Linked DNA regions of Homo sapiens: region 1 is linked to region 2. A link is a contact called in ENCODE Hi-C or POLR2A ChIA-PET data. All regions are on one chromosome and are shown on one strand. Each heading gives the region's core, a stretch centred on a gene start or an enhancer-like site at or near the end of the contact. The rest is flanking DNA. Distances are from core to core; before and after follow the strand shown. Region 1 has its middle 29 kb from the start of MED13. Region 2 has its middle 99 kb from the start of MED13.

Region 1 (7,362 bases), core at 2,049-4,548, 72 kb before region 2:
AGAACAAGATAGTGTGACCAAAGTACATGCAAACAGTCTGCAGGGAGCAGAGCTATTGATCCGTCAAAGAGCTGGCCTCAGAGAGGGTCACAGAAAATGTGGAAGGAGAGGTAGAATTGGAGGGAGAGCAGCAAGGTACCCAGAGCCAGGAGAGGAGAGCTCGCAGTGCAGAAGCAATATCCTCTCTCAGCTTCAATAGCTATTTATTTCTCTCACTTGGTAAGAATGCATCTGTAGCGAGCCCGGTCTATAATCTTGCAGGCAATAGTAATTGGATGGATAGGAGTGGGGCTGAGACATTGCAAGGGTCTCAGGAAAAATATTTCAGGACAGTCTTCACAGGCTTCTTGGATCCAGGTTTACCTGTGTGTCGTTGATAGAAAGAGAGGACTTGATCGGAGCATGGATCTGATGAGTAAATCCCCCATGGGCAGTCCTCAGGTCCATAGCCTTCCCAGTTAATAAAACAGTAGGATTATCCATGGTCACTTTCTGAAAAAATTATGTGGTGTATCTAGCAGTCTTCCTGGTTATAGTCCAAACAGGGAAATAGAGGAAATATTCTGTGCTGGGGTCAAGTTTTCCTTTTAGATGTGCAATGCCAAATGTATATTTTTAAATTTACTTTTGAGACAGGGTCTCCCTCTGTCACCCAGGCTGGAGGTCAGTGGCACGATCTCAGCTCACTGCAGCCTTGGCCTCCCCGGCTCAATCCATCCTCCCACCTCAGCCTCCCGAGTAGCTGGAACCACAGGCGCACACCACCACGCTAGACTAACTTTTTGTATTTTTTGGAAGAGACGGGTTTTTGCCATGTTACCCAGGCCGATCTCAAACTCCTGGGCTCAGATGATCCACCAGCCTTGGCCTCCTAAAGTGCTGGAATTACAGGCACGAGCCACTATGCCCGGACTTGTACAAATTATTTAACCAGTCTGAGTCTTGGTTTCCTCACTAGAAAAATGGAGATAATATCTATTGGAAAGAGTTGTTATGAAGGTTAAATGAGATACATCTCACCATGCCTGACACATTGAAGCTAAGAACACTCAGTAAGTGGTCTTTCTATTTTCTTTCTGCTGATCCTTGATTGAAAGAGCTGTATCTTGGTTGGGCGCAGTGGCTCACACTAATCCCAGCACTTTGGGAGTGAGGCTGAGGTGGGCAGACCACCTGAGGTCAGGAGTTGAAGACCAGCCTGGCCAATTTGGCGAAACCACTTCTCTACTAAAAATACACAAAATTAGCCAGGAATGGTGGCGTGGACTTGTAGTCCCAGCTACTCGGGAGGCTGAGGCAGGAAAATCTCTTGAACCTGGGAGGCAGAGGTTGCAGTGAGCCGCAATCACACCACCGCACTTCAGCCTGGGCGACAGAGTGACACTCCGTCTCAAAAAAAAAAAAAAAGAAAAAAAGAAAGAGCTGTATCTTATTTCTTATTGTGAGGTTCCCTCCATCTAGCAACCTACTTGGACTTTTTAGACACACTTGGCTGCTATCTTGATCCTAGGTGCTCTCTTAAGAACATAGAGAAATTTGCAATTATGGTATGGTAGAAAGAGTAATTGCTCCCTCAAAACAGCCACGATCTAATCTCTGGAGTCTGTGAATATATTACCTTACTTGGCAAAAGGGACTTTGCAGATGTGGTTAGGGTTAAGGACCTTGACATGGGGTTTTCTGGGTGGGCCCAACCTAACCAATGAGTCCTGAAAAGCACTGAACCTTTCCCAGCTGAGGTCAGAGGGAGATGTGACTGGAGAAGGGTCAAAGAGATGTGTATGTGAAAAGGACTCACTGCTGCTGGCTTTGAAAACAGAAAGGAACCATGAGCCAAGCAATGAAAATATCCTCTAGGAGCTAGAAAAGGCTAGGAACCGACCGGGTTTGGTGGCTCGTGCCTGAAATCTCAGTGCTGTGGGAGGATTGCTTGAGCCCAGGAGCTCAAGACCAGCCTGGGCAACATAGGAAGACCCTGTCTCTGTAAAAATAAGCATGGTGTGCCTGTAGTCCTAGCTGCTCGGGAGGCTGAGGGGGAGAATTGCTTGAGCCCGGGAATTCCAGGTTGCAGTGAGCTATGATTGTGCCGCTGCACTTCAGCAAGAAACCCCATTTCTTCAAAAAATAAAGAAGTCGGCGGGGCACAATGGCTCACGCCTGTAATTCCAGCACTTTGGGGGGCCAAGACGGGTGGATCACCTGAGGTCAGGAGTTCTAGACTAGCCTGGCCAACATGGTGAAACCCCATCTCTACTAAAAAAAAAAAAAATACAAAAATTAGCTGGGCATGGTGGCAGGCTCCTGTAATCCCAGCTACTCAGGGGGGCCGAGGCAGGAGAATCGCTTGAACCCAGGAGGCAGAGGTTGCAGTGAGCCGAGATCGCGCCATCGCACTCCAGCCTGAAGGACAAGAGTGAGACTTCATCTCAAAAAAAAAAAAAAAAAAAAAAGTCTAGGAAATAGGTTCTCTAGAGCTTCTGCAAAGGAATGAAACCTTGCTAATACCTTGATCTTAGCCCAGTGAGGTTTGTGTCGGACTTCCAACCTACAGAACACCAAGATAATATGTTTGTGTTATTTAGGCCACTAAATGTGTGACAATTTGTTTTAGCAGCAACAGAAAACTAACATATACAGGCACTGAAAAGGGCTCAAGGCCATGAGGGTAATTGACAGTATGACTAGATGATTCATAACCAAGCAATACGTGTGGATGATGATTTGATAAAAAATGATCTATCTTCCTAACTCCTCTTAAGTATTATTCCAAAATAATATTTATTTTTTATTCATGATATTCAATTTAAAAATACAGATTTGGCCAAACAAACCTATTTGCTCTTGCTCAAGAGTGATAAGAGCATTTTCTTAAAATGTGTGGTGATAAAACACGGTATGTGTGGCAGGGGTTCTGGGTTGAGCCTAAGCTGTGTCTGCACACTGAATTCAAATATGTCGGGCCATCTCATGAGCTGGCCATGATTCTAGCCACAGAAACGGATAATGTGCTTCATGGGATATATAATAATTGGATTCCTCAGGGCTCATGTGCTGTGCCTAGGGGTGCCTAAAACTGAGACTCCCAGGAAATGGCAATTCATTCAAGTCACCTTTAGTAATAAATGGTTGATTGTAAAGGTACATATTCATGGAAACCCAGAAAAGGCTGAGCAATCAGGGTCAGGAAGAAAGGGCTAAGAAGGTGGCTATCAATTCAAGGCAGTTCCAAGACCTTAGCTGTGGGATTTTGTGAATCTTTACTCTTATGTGACTCAGACACTCCCTTTGTGTCTGCCACACTCTGTGCTCACAACAGACTGGCGTTCATACCATCTCATCTGTGTCTTTTCTGCATCATAGGTTCTGCTTACTCATAACTAGGCTTACTCATAACCTGACTTTAGCCAAACCTTTGATTCATTCAAGTCCTCTCTTGACTTCCCCAGCTTCTCTTGACCCCATAGCCTTTCAACTTTATTTATGCATTTATTTGTTAATTTGAAAATATGCAGCACCTATAATGCGCCCCCATGCACTTGATTATCTAGTCAGAGAGGCAACAATCAAATAATTACAAAAGTGTTGCAGGTACATTCTGGGGTACTCAGCCCATTTGTTTAAACAAAGCCCTAGGATGTGCTGCTGCATGCTCTGTGAACTCGCTGCCTTCAGGAGCAGCAGCAATGAACTGGCCATCCTGTTTAATACCACATGACCTTTCCCTCCCCGCAAAGTCCAGATACAGCTAATGAAACTACAGATTGGCATTTGACCAAGGACAATTAATACATTGGCTGGCCAGCAACCAGCAGTTTAATTCAAATTAATAAGCTTCCCTTAGAAGGAAAAAATTACAGCATAACAGACATTATACAGAATGGACCTGTTTATCACAGGGGGATAAATTTTATATTCCAGAGCCATAATCTAAATGTAGAAGGAATTCATCCATGGAGAACTTTCTCGTTGTGAAAGAGAAAGTTAGAGGGCACTTGTTTGATTCAGGAACTTGAAGCAGGGAGAAGGGCAGAGAGCAGGGTTGGTTTTGCGTAGAGCACAGGGCTGTGTTTATCACTCAAATGATGGCCAGAGTGAGGCTTAGGGAAACTGTGCCACTTTCTTTGCAGGAAAGTATCATAGCTCTAGTTAGGATTAAATCAGTTATAGTTTTCATGCAGTTTGCTTCTCAGGGATTCTCTGGGACAGTCCTTGGTCTGGGCCCAAGTGCATATGTTTCAACACAGCACTGACTCTTATGCCAGACTCCAGGTTGTCATGTTTATCTTAAGCAATTTTCTTTACAAAAAAATTGAATTAGGCTGGGTGCGGTGGCTCACACCTGTAATCCCAGCACTTTGGGAGGCCGAGGCAGGTGGATCACCTGAGGTCAGGAGTTCAAGACCAGCCTGACCAATATGAGGAAACCCTGTCTCTACTAAAACTACAAAAATTAGCTGGACATGGTGGCATGTGCCTGTAATCCCAGGTACTCAGGAGGCTAAGGCAAGAGAATCGCTTGAACCTGGGAGGCGGAGGTTGCAGTGAGCCAAGAGCGCACCATTGCACTCCAGCCTCGGCAACAAGGGCAAAACTCTGTCTCAAAAAAAAAAAAAAGAAAGAAAAAAGAAAAAAATTGAATTTAATTAACTTTTTTTTTTTTTTTTTGAGACAGGATCTCCCTCTGTCGCCCAGGCTGGAGTGCAGTGGCATGATCATAACTCACTGTAATCTCCACCTCCTGGACCCAAGCAATCCTCCCACCTCGGCCTCTCAAGTAGCTAGGACTACAGGTACAGGCCACCATGCCAGGTTAAGCCTTAGGCAGTTCTCAACCAAGAATTTTAGAGATGCCATGGTATTTTAGACAAGCCATACAAAGGCATCAAGGCACAACTACAGCACATGACCTTGAGTTCTCCTTCTGGAACCCACAGTTAGGAGTTTATGTAGAGAAGGTCAGATTCAAAGGCAGCCCCTTACACTGTTGATTGTGGGTTGGCAACAAAGTTGGCATGGCTCAGTTAGCTATAGGTTCTGTGTCATGTCACTGCCGTGGCTGGAAAGAAGGTGAGGCTCCAGGAGTGTTGAATAGTAACAGCATTTTCTTTCTTTTCTTTTCTTTTCTTTTTTTCTTTTTTTGAGACGGAGTTTCATTCTTGTTGCCCAGGCTGGAGTGCAAGGGTGCGATCTCAGCTCACTGCAACCTCCAGCTCCCAGGTTCAAGGAATTCTCCTGCCTCAGCCTCCCAAGTAGCTGGGATTACAGGTATGTGCCTCCACACCTGGCTAATTTTTTTGTATTTTTAGTAGAGACGGGGTTTCACCATGTTGGCCGGCTGGTTTCGAACTCCTGACCTCAGGTGATCCACCCGCCTTGGCCTCCCAAAGTGCTGGGATTATAGGCATGAACCACCGCGCCCGGCCACAGTAACAGCATTTTCTAAGAGGCAGATTGACTAAAGGGCTGGCAGCTCCTGGGAGTTTGTGTACTCTGCTTTTGGGAATAAAACGTTGGCACGTTTGTTCTGTTGTCCGAAGATAGCCTTCATTTTGAAATAGAAACACACAGAGAACTAAGTTTCCTCTGAGACCATCAGGTGGTGTGTCCCAAAGTTGACTTGGAAAGAAGTACTTGGAAAGAAATACAACAAAGTTGCTTGTGGTTATTGTGGTTTATGCAGACCCAAGTCACAGTCCTGGAACGCCGAAGCAGGAATCCAGAACTACAGATCTGCCAAGAACAGAACATGGACCAGCAAATTGGATGTATTATTCTTCATTATGAGAGCCCAGGGGTTGAGGAAAGACAAGCATGAAAGATATTTCAGTGTCTGGAAGACCTCTAGCTGCTAGAGACCATCCCCTCTTCGTAGGATCCTTAGAGGCTGTCTGGTTCAGCTTTCTCGTGTTACTGGTATAATAAATACCAAGTCCCAGAGAAACTAGCAAACCTTGCCTACTTCAATTAATGGTTGAAACATGAATAAGACTCGTGGGACAACCTCCTTTTTAAATGAGATCTGGCAGGAAATGATCATGGTCAGAGCTGAAATGTCTTTTGTGTGAGCATCACATTTACACACATGCTGAGAATCCATGTGTTCAACAGGTCGCCAGCATGTAGCGAGGGTGTTGATAAAGTCCCAGGTCCTCGGTAATGACTGGTGAATGGTGTCATTTAATCATGGAATTAGGCAAGCCAGAAGCCCCAGTGGCCCTTGATCCCTGCCCAAATCCAGTCTATCACCAAGTCTTGTCAATACTGCCTCTATCTACTTCTTTTTCTTCAGAACTGGGCTCACTATCATCTTCTCTTGCCTGGGCTTCTGGGACAGTGTTCTAATGGTCTGCCCACGTTTCCACTGCCTGCAATTTACTTTTCTCACAGCAGCTGATGGTCTTCCCTCTACAGCCTTATTTATTTATTTATTTATTTATTTATTTATTTATTTTATTTTTTTGAGATGGAATCTCGCTCTGTTGCCCAGGCTGGAGTGCAGTGGCGCGATCTCGGCTCACTGCAAGCTCTGCCTCCCAGGTTCACACCATTCTCCTGCCTCAACTTTCCGAGTAGCTGGGACTACAGGCGCCCGCCACCGCGCCCGGCTAATTTTTTTGTATTTGTAGTAGAGATGGGTTTCACCGTGTTATCGAGGATGGTCTCGATCTCCTGACCTGGTGATCTGCCTGCCTCGGCCTCCCAAAGTGCCGGGATTATAGGCATGAGCTACCGCGCCCGGCCTATTTTTTAATTGTTAATTAATGAACTTTATTTTTAGAGCAGTTTCATAGGTTTACAGAAAACTGAGCACATAGTACAGGGAGTTCCTTTATACCCACTTTCTATGCCACTCACAGTTCCCCCTATTATTAGCATCTTGAATTAGTGTGGTACATTTCTTACAACTGATAAACCAATATTGATACTTATTATTAACCGAAGACTGTTATTATGAACCAAAGCTTACATTATGGTTTAGTCTCCTGTTGTATAATAAATGTATGACATGTATCCACCATTGCAGTATCATACAGGATAGTTTCGCTGCTCTAAAAATCCCTCATACTTCACATCCCTTACCAGTGATTGTTTCAAAAGTGGATCCTGTGGCCAGGTGCGGTGGCTCATGCCTATAATCCCAGCACTTTGGGAGGCCAAGGCAGAAAGATCACTTGAGGGAAGTTTGGGCAGTATAGCAAGACCCCATCTCTACAAAAAATTAAAGAATTAACCAGGTGTGGTGGTGTGCACCTGTAGTCCCAGCTACTCAGGAGGCTGAGGTGGGAGGATTGCTTGAGCCTAGGAGTTCGAGGCTGCGGTGAGCCATGATTGCACCACTGCACTCCAGCCTGGACAACAGAA
Region 2 (7,154 bases), core at 3,070-5,569:
TTCTAGCCTGGTAGACTCTTTTTTGAATGCTGATGTCACTACCCAATATCTCTATTTCTTTAATTATAATATATATTTTTTCATATTATAATATTTCTGAAATCATGATGCATCTCTTATAGTTGATTCATTCAGATAATGTGTTATTTTTTCTGAAAAACTTATCAAATCAATGGTGCATCTTACAATCATTGACATCTCAAAGCTCAGGAAATTAACTTGCTAATACTAGCTTGCTGTCAAAGTTTTGTATCATCAGAAAATGTGAGAGGTATACATCTAAGTCATTGAAATTGTTAAACAAGTAAAAGAAAAGGCAGAGCAATTTAACAGGGATAAATATTAGATGCTGAATTTGGATCTAAAAATCAACTACATATGTTCGAGAGGAGGGATACATGGCTCAACAGCAGCAGCAGCCCCTGCGCTGCCCAGTCCCGATTGCCAGATCCTGCAGGTCATTATCTCCTCGTGGTCATATTCCAGGGCCAGGAAGTTTCCCATTCAGCTAGTATTCCACCCCAGACTCTCTCTCTCTTGCTGCCCTGGTCAATTAGTCCTAACATGTGGACTCTGACAGGCACAAAGGTGTTAGTAAATTTGGGAGTCTTTTTGGACAGGCTTCAGGGGTATAATCATATAATCAACAGCAGTACAAGGGCAACAGATTTAGGAGTTTCAGTGAACTGTAAGCTTGATATGATCAATGATGTGATATAACTAGACATAAAGAAATCTAAGTAAATAGTTTCCAGCTTAAAGCTGGGTGTGGTAGTGTGTGTCTACAGTCCCAGATACTCAGGAGGCTGAGGCAGGAGGACCACTTGAGCCCAGGAGTTCGAGGTTGCAGTGAGCTGTGATTGCGCCACTGCACTCCAGTCTGGGAAACACAGTGAGACCTTATCTCTAAAAAGAAGAAAAGGAAAAGAAAAAGAGAAAGAAAAAATCTCTTCCAGCTGAAGTTAAAACTGGTCTTCCTTTCTTTCTGCCCTCCAGTAAAGTGCCAGGCTACTTCTACCCACACACTTGAAGAGTAAAGCCGTGCCCACATTCAGGCAATCAGAATAAGAAACAGACTGAAACTCTAATCACATAAGAAATAGTCAAAGGACACTTTGGGAGGCCAAGGCAGGAGGATTGCTTGAGCCCAGAAGATCAAGACCAGCCTGGGCAATATGGTGAGACTCATCTCTAGAAGAAAAAAAAAAGAAAAAAGAGGCCCGGCACGGTGGCTCACGCCTGTAATCCCAGCACTTTGGGAGGCCGAGACGGGCGGATCACGAAGTCAGGAGATCAAGACCATCGTGGCTAAGACGGTGAAACCCCGTCTCTACTAAAAATACAAAAAAATTAGCCAGGCATAGTGGTGGGCGCCTGTAGTCCCAGCTACTGGGGAGGCTGAGGCAGGAGCATGGCGTGAACCCGGGAGGCGGAGGTTGCAGTGAGCCGAGATGGCGCCACGGTACTCCAGCCTGGGCGACTGAGCGAGACTCCATCTCAAAAAAAAAAAAAAAAAAAAAAAAAAAGAGTCAAAGGAATTTGAGTTACTTGTCTCGCCAATGACTGAAAAGGTGACATGTTTCCAATTATATGAATGATTGTCTTGTGGAAGAACATTTTGGGATTAAATTAGAACTGATATATAGAAGTTGCTGAAGATATTAACTCAATATAAATTAAACCATAATGCTTTTCAAAAGTGGGTTGGGCTGCCTCTCAAACAAGCTACCCATCTCTGGAGGTATTTAGGCAAAAATTAGGTGACATCTTCTAGGGAATTGTGGTAGCCGGTCTCCAAGATGGCCCCATGATCCATACCTCCTGGTATTCATGCCTTTGGGTCATTCCGTCCCTTAGTTGTGGACTGGACTTAATGAGTCACTTCTAATTAATAGAATAAGACAGTATGCTGGGATATAACTTAGAGACAAGGCTATTAAAGGCAATATGGCATCATTCCCTTTATCTTGTATCACTTGCTCTGGGGGAAGCCAGCTGTCATGCAGTGAGCAGCCCTATGGCAAGGCCCACGTGATGAAGAACTGCAATCTCTTGCCAACAAGCAAGTGAGTGAGCTTGAAGTGGATCTTCTAGACTCAGTCAAACCTTAAGTTGACTGCATCTGCAGCTGACAGTTTGACTTCAACCTCATCAAAGACCCTGGATTAGAACCACCCAGCTAAATTGCACCAGGATTCCTGACCTTCCAAAACCATTTTAAAGTTGATATATTTGGGGGTAATTTGTTTTTCAGCAATAGACAACAAATACAGGGATGTCATAGATGGTTCAGATATCTTGTTGGAACATAGTATTTTGTCTTTTATGATCCCTTTAACTTTGAGAGTCTATGATCAGGTATGAAATGATATTTTTGTCCAGAAGATTATTCCCCAATGGGAGTTAATGCTAAGCAAATGAAAACAAATTTCCATTGATAGGCATTATTTTATTTATTTTATTTTATGAGACAGAGTCTCGCACTGTTGCCCAGGCTGGAGTGCAGTGGCACGATCCTGGCTCACTGCGACCTCTGCCTCCTGGATTCAAGGGATTCGCCTGCCTCAGCCTCCCTAGAAGCTGAAATTATAGGCACCCACCCCCACACCCAGCTAATTTCTGTATTTTTAGTAGAGATGGGGTTTTGCCATGTTGGCCATGCTGGTCTCGAACTCCTGACCTCAAGTGATCTACCCATCTCAGCCTCCCAAAATGCTGGGATTACAGGTGTGAGCCACCGCACCCAGCCTAGAAACACTACCTCTTATAGCCGGAATCCTATTATCCAACTCCACTCTACCATTTCTTTACTCTTGGTTCCACCCTTGCCCCTTCACCTACCACAGCCTGCTTCTTATCTGTGTTTACTTAAACACAGGCTTTGCTCCACCCAGCACCTGTGCAGCCCATTCCTGATCTGCCAGATCCTGCGGATCATTATCTACTCCTGGCCATGATCCAGAGCCAGGAAGCTTCCTATTCAGCCAATATTCCAGCCCAGCCTCCTCTCTCTCCTTGCTGCTCTGGTCAATTTAGTCCTAGCATGTGGACTCTGACAGGCACAAAGGTGTTAGTAAATTTGGGGGTCTCTTTGGACAGGGTTCAGGGCTATAATCATATTTTGAAAGCTTTCAGGTAGGGCATCCCACAAGGCTCATTCTGTCCCAGAAACCTCAAGTTTTCTGATTTCTACTCTACATCTTGTATACATTGGATCTTTCTTTTACTTAATGTCTTAAATAATTACCCAAGGTCTCCTCTCTGACAGGGAAACATTGAAACAACCTTTGGAGGGGCCGGGCGAGGTGGCTCATGCCTGTAATCCCAGCACTTTGGGAGGCCAAGGCAGGTAGATCATTTGAGGTCAGGAGTTCGAGATCAGCCTGGCCAACAAGGTGAAACCCTGTCTCTACTAAAAATACAAAAAATTAGCTGGGCGTGGTGGTGGGTGCCTTTAATCCCAGCTACTCAGGAGGCTGAGACAGGAGAATCGCTTAAATCCAGGACACGGAAGTTGCAGTGAGCCGAGATCACGCCACTGCACACTCCAGCCTGGGCGATTGAATGAGACTCTATTTCGGAAAAAAAAAAGAAACAACCTTTGGAGATTCATTTTAACCATTCATTTATAAAATTTTAAAGATAGTCTTTCACCTATAGCACTAGTGATTGCCTCTAAGGCTCTCAATACAAGTGTAATAAAATAGTCATTTGTCTCAGAGTACAGGGCTGGGGCAGAAGAGGGCCCAAAGAAATGCTTTTATAAACATGTTAAGATCTTTGTGAAAGTAACTAATTCATGAATCTGTTTACCTTGGCAGTGTCTATAGGGTTCATGATTTCATGCCTGACGTTTTTCTTTTCTGCTCCAATACAAAAGTAAATCAGGCAAATGCATACTAGTTTTCCTAAAGATTCTTGAACAAACTTTTGTACAAACCAGTGCCAAAAGCTGCACTAAAAGTAGAGGAAAAAGAGTTATTCTGGATGTGTTTAGCACCTATAAAATACTCAAGTAAATTGTGACTATTACTTTCAGTCAAATAGATGATCAAAGACATCCTCTCCTTTTGATCCTAGTTGTTCAGATTTCTACTGCCTTCCTCATCGGTAGAATTCACTAGGTCTATAGATAAAATCTGCAAAAACCTCAGCTATCAACAGGCAACTCCACAGCCTTTTAACAATATTGCTGTACCTTATTTTAGCACCTTATATTTCCCTGTCACTTTACACCATGACATTCCTGCATTGAAATCATTATGTAAAATGAAATGTGAAGGGAAGCAGTTGTCAACTTTAGAAAGATCTGAGCATTTACACACCTGGCCCTTTCCAGTGGGCAGTTCAAAGGCAAAGCAATCTAGTCACAGAGGGAGGAGAGTTAAACTGAAACTATGACTACACAGTGTCTTTATTACTTTGAAGACCAAAGGGTGTTTGATCCTTGTTCTAATACCAGCTTCTTGGTAACACTGTATAAAGTGCACTGATGCATCTCCAGCATCTACGTTAGCATTTAATTCTTGCTCATCTACCTTTCCAAACAATCATGAGGAGTGTAAATAAAGAATATATTGTATTTAATAAATGCAAGTGACAGCATGGGAAATATATACTTCCTTTTAAAAGTAGTGTTTTAGGCTGGGCGCAGTGACTCACACCTATAATCCCAGCATTTTGGGAGGCCGAGGCAGGCGAATCACGAGGTCAAGAGATCGAGACCAGCCTGGCCAACATGGTGAAACCCTGTCTCTACTAAAAATGCAAAAATTAGCTGGGCGTGGTAGCACACGCCTGTAGTCCTATTTACTCGGGAGGCTGAGGCAGAAGAATTGCTTGAACCTGGGAGGCAGAGGTTGCACTGAGGCGAGATTGCGCCACTGCTTTCCAGCCTGGCAACAGAGCAAGACTCTGTCTCAAAAAAAAAAAAAAAAGTAGTGTTTTAAATTTATTTGGTCAATATAGAAGAAATACATGCTCATTACAGGAGATTTGGAAAATGTCAAAAAGATGAAAGAAATTTTAAAAAATCACATTATACCCACCACCCAAAAGATAGCCATTAATAATGTTTCAATTTCCTTTTGGGCTTTTATTCATGCACAGTTTAAAAAAAAAAAACATTGCTGTGATCATTCTCTCTCTATATAGTATGTATATACTTTTGTGTCCTATTTTCACTTCCAATTATAACATAAGCAAAAAATGCATACTTTGAAAGTTGATGTGAGTTCAGAGTTTAGTAAAAATATGTGTTTCATTTGAATTGGAGTCAAGACTATAATATTCCTTTGAACATTATACAACATGCTTCTTCATCATTCCACCATTCCCTTTTGCATTGTTTAAGTTGAACATTACATCTTTTCTAGATTTTGGATAATGTTATGTTTTGGACAGTGAATATGATTGCTAGCAGTTATTTTATGACAAAATACATTGGAATTAAAAACATTATTTTATTGTATTTATTTTTTGAGACTGAGTCTTGCTCTCTCACCCAGGCTGGAGTGCTGTGGCGCAGTCTCAGCTCACTGCAACCTCTGCCTCTGCCTCCTGGGTTCAAGCGATTCTCCTGCTTCAGCCTCCTGAGTAGCTGGGATTACAGGCACGCGCCACCATGCCTGGCTAATTTTTGTATTTTTAGTAGAGACAGGATTTCACCATGTTGGCCAGGGCAGTCTTGAACTCCCGACCTCAGGTTATTTGCCCGCCTCAGCCTCCCAAAATGCTGGGATTACAGGCGTGAGCCACTGGGCCTGGCCAAAAACATTATTTTAAATCTATTCGTTTGCACCAGGTCTGACATTTATATCAAGAAATATTTTATTCGACTTATTAACATATTACCAAAGATCTAGCATTATCTTTAAATTGAAATAATTGTTTCTTATAATAATAATAGGCTTCAGTGAAGCAATAATTTTAAAACTCCATATCACAAATATTTATTAAACTCTTCAATGTTACATCAGTTTTCCTCCCACACACCCATACTGCAGTCCCAGAATAAGACGCATAAGGAGTAGTAATCAAGAATTAAGACTTTCTTGTTAAAAACTGTCAAAAACTTGCTACACCAGCATCCAGCGACAGGAGGAGAAATGTCTCCAGTCTATTACACTCCCCTGCAAGCCAGGTTTTAATTTGTTGAGAAGGGGGAAAAGCCTATAAAAATCTTGGCAAAATACAGAGCTGCTAATTTAATCAATTTTAGTAGTTAAAGCAGTGATTTCAAGTGCTAACACAATCTGTTGAAAGAACTAATTTCCAAGGTAGGGGAGATTCATTTATTTCTACTTTTTCTTCCCAGTTTTCCAATCTAAGGCTATGTGGGCAGCCATCATGCACTCACTGAGACACCCCCTCCCATGAGTTGAGTCTTGGGCCCTAACTCAATCCCTGAAGAAGCAGAGAAACAGGCCTTCCTTTCCCCTGGGGAGGGCTTTCCAGGTGCAGATGAAGTAGACCTCAACTGATAGATGCCTGTAGTAATAGACACTTGCTTGAGGGTGCATTAAGAGCTAAAATCATGCTGAACCACAAGAAAGGGCTGGATGCTTGCTACACACTGCCCCTGAGAGTGAGAAGGGGTGCTCTGCATCTCCCCTCATTCTGAAATCTCCCAATTCTCGGCCAAGTGCAGTGGCTCACACCTGTAATCCCAGCTGTTTGGGAGGCCAAGGCGGGTGGATCAACTGAGGTCAGGAGTTCAAACCAGCCTGGTCAACATGGCAAAACCTCATCTCTAATAAAAATACAAAAAAATTAACTGGGTGTGGTGGTGCGTGCCTGTAGTCCCAGCTACTGGGGAGGCTGAGGCAAGAGAATCCCTTGAACCTGGGAGGCAGCAGTTGCAATGAGCCAAGATCGCACCATTGCACTCCAGCCTGGGCAACTGAGTGAGACTCTGTCTCAAGAAAAACAAAAAAGAAATCTCCCAATTCTCACTGCCTCTCATCATTAAATTTCCTTTGCAGCAGTGTACTGGCACCATATTTTGATATATTAACAGATATGTTTCTAATTCCTGGTAGTTCCTTTATACCCCCTTGAAAGCTATACAATGAGACATTAATTACCTTGAGAAAGGGTTGCTACAGCAGAAAAGGATTTTTGAGTATGAGCCAAATCCTGAAGATCTCAGAGCA

Evidence for each region. Hi-C counts contacts between places; a loop is a spot of excess contacts on that map. ChIA-PET counts read pairs that join two places held with the same protein, here RNA polymerase II (POLR2A). Pooled maps may share reads with other maps.
Region 1: a loop to region 2 is called in a pooled map, with 2.4 times the contacts of the local background. The contact joins two enhancer-like sites. A Hi-C loop is called at or near these places in 4 of 168 maps with a recorded cell type or tissue (K562, PC-9, mammary epithelial cell and 1 more), 6 of 37 single-sample maps with no recorded cell type and 7 of 50 pooled maps. POLR2A ChIA-PET finds 5 or more read pairs at or near these places in 3 of 52 experiments (OCI-LY7, PC-3 and activated CD8-positive, alpha-beta memory T cell).

What each region holds. Positions count from the first base shown.
Region 1 is chr17:62,090,338-62,097,699 of GRCh38, forward strand. No RefSeq gene overlaps it. Among named protein-coding and RNA genes, the nearest start is that of MED13, 29 kb to the left of the region's middle. Within about 2 kb of position 3,299, at least 5 of the 41 ENCODE cell types and tissues checked have a DNase peak (open chromatin) inside an H3K27ac peak, as active enhancers do; they include PC-9, where a contact is called at or near this core.
Region 2 is chr17:62,161,137-62,168,290 of GRCh38, forward strand. No RefSeq gene overlaps it. Among named protein-coding and RNA genes, the nearest start is that of MED13, 99 kb to the left of the region's middle. Within about 2 kb of position 4,320, at least 4 of the 41 ENCODE cell types and tissues checked have a DNase peak (open chromatin) inside an H3K27ac peak, as active enhancers do; they include PC-9, where a contact is called at or near this core.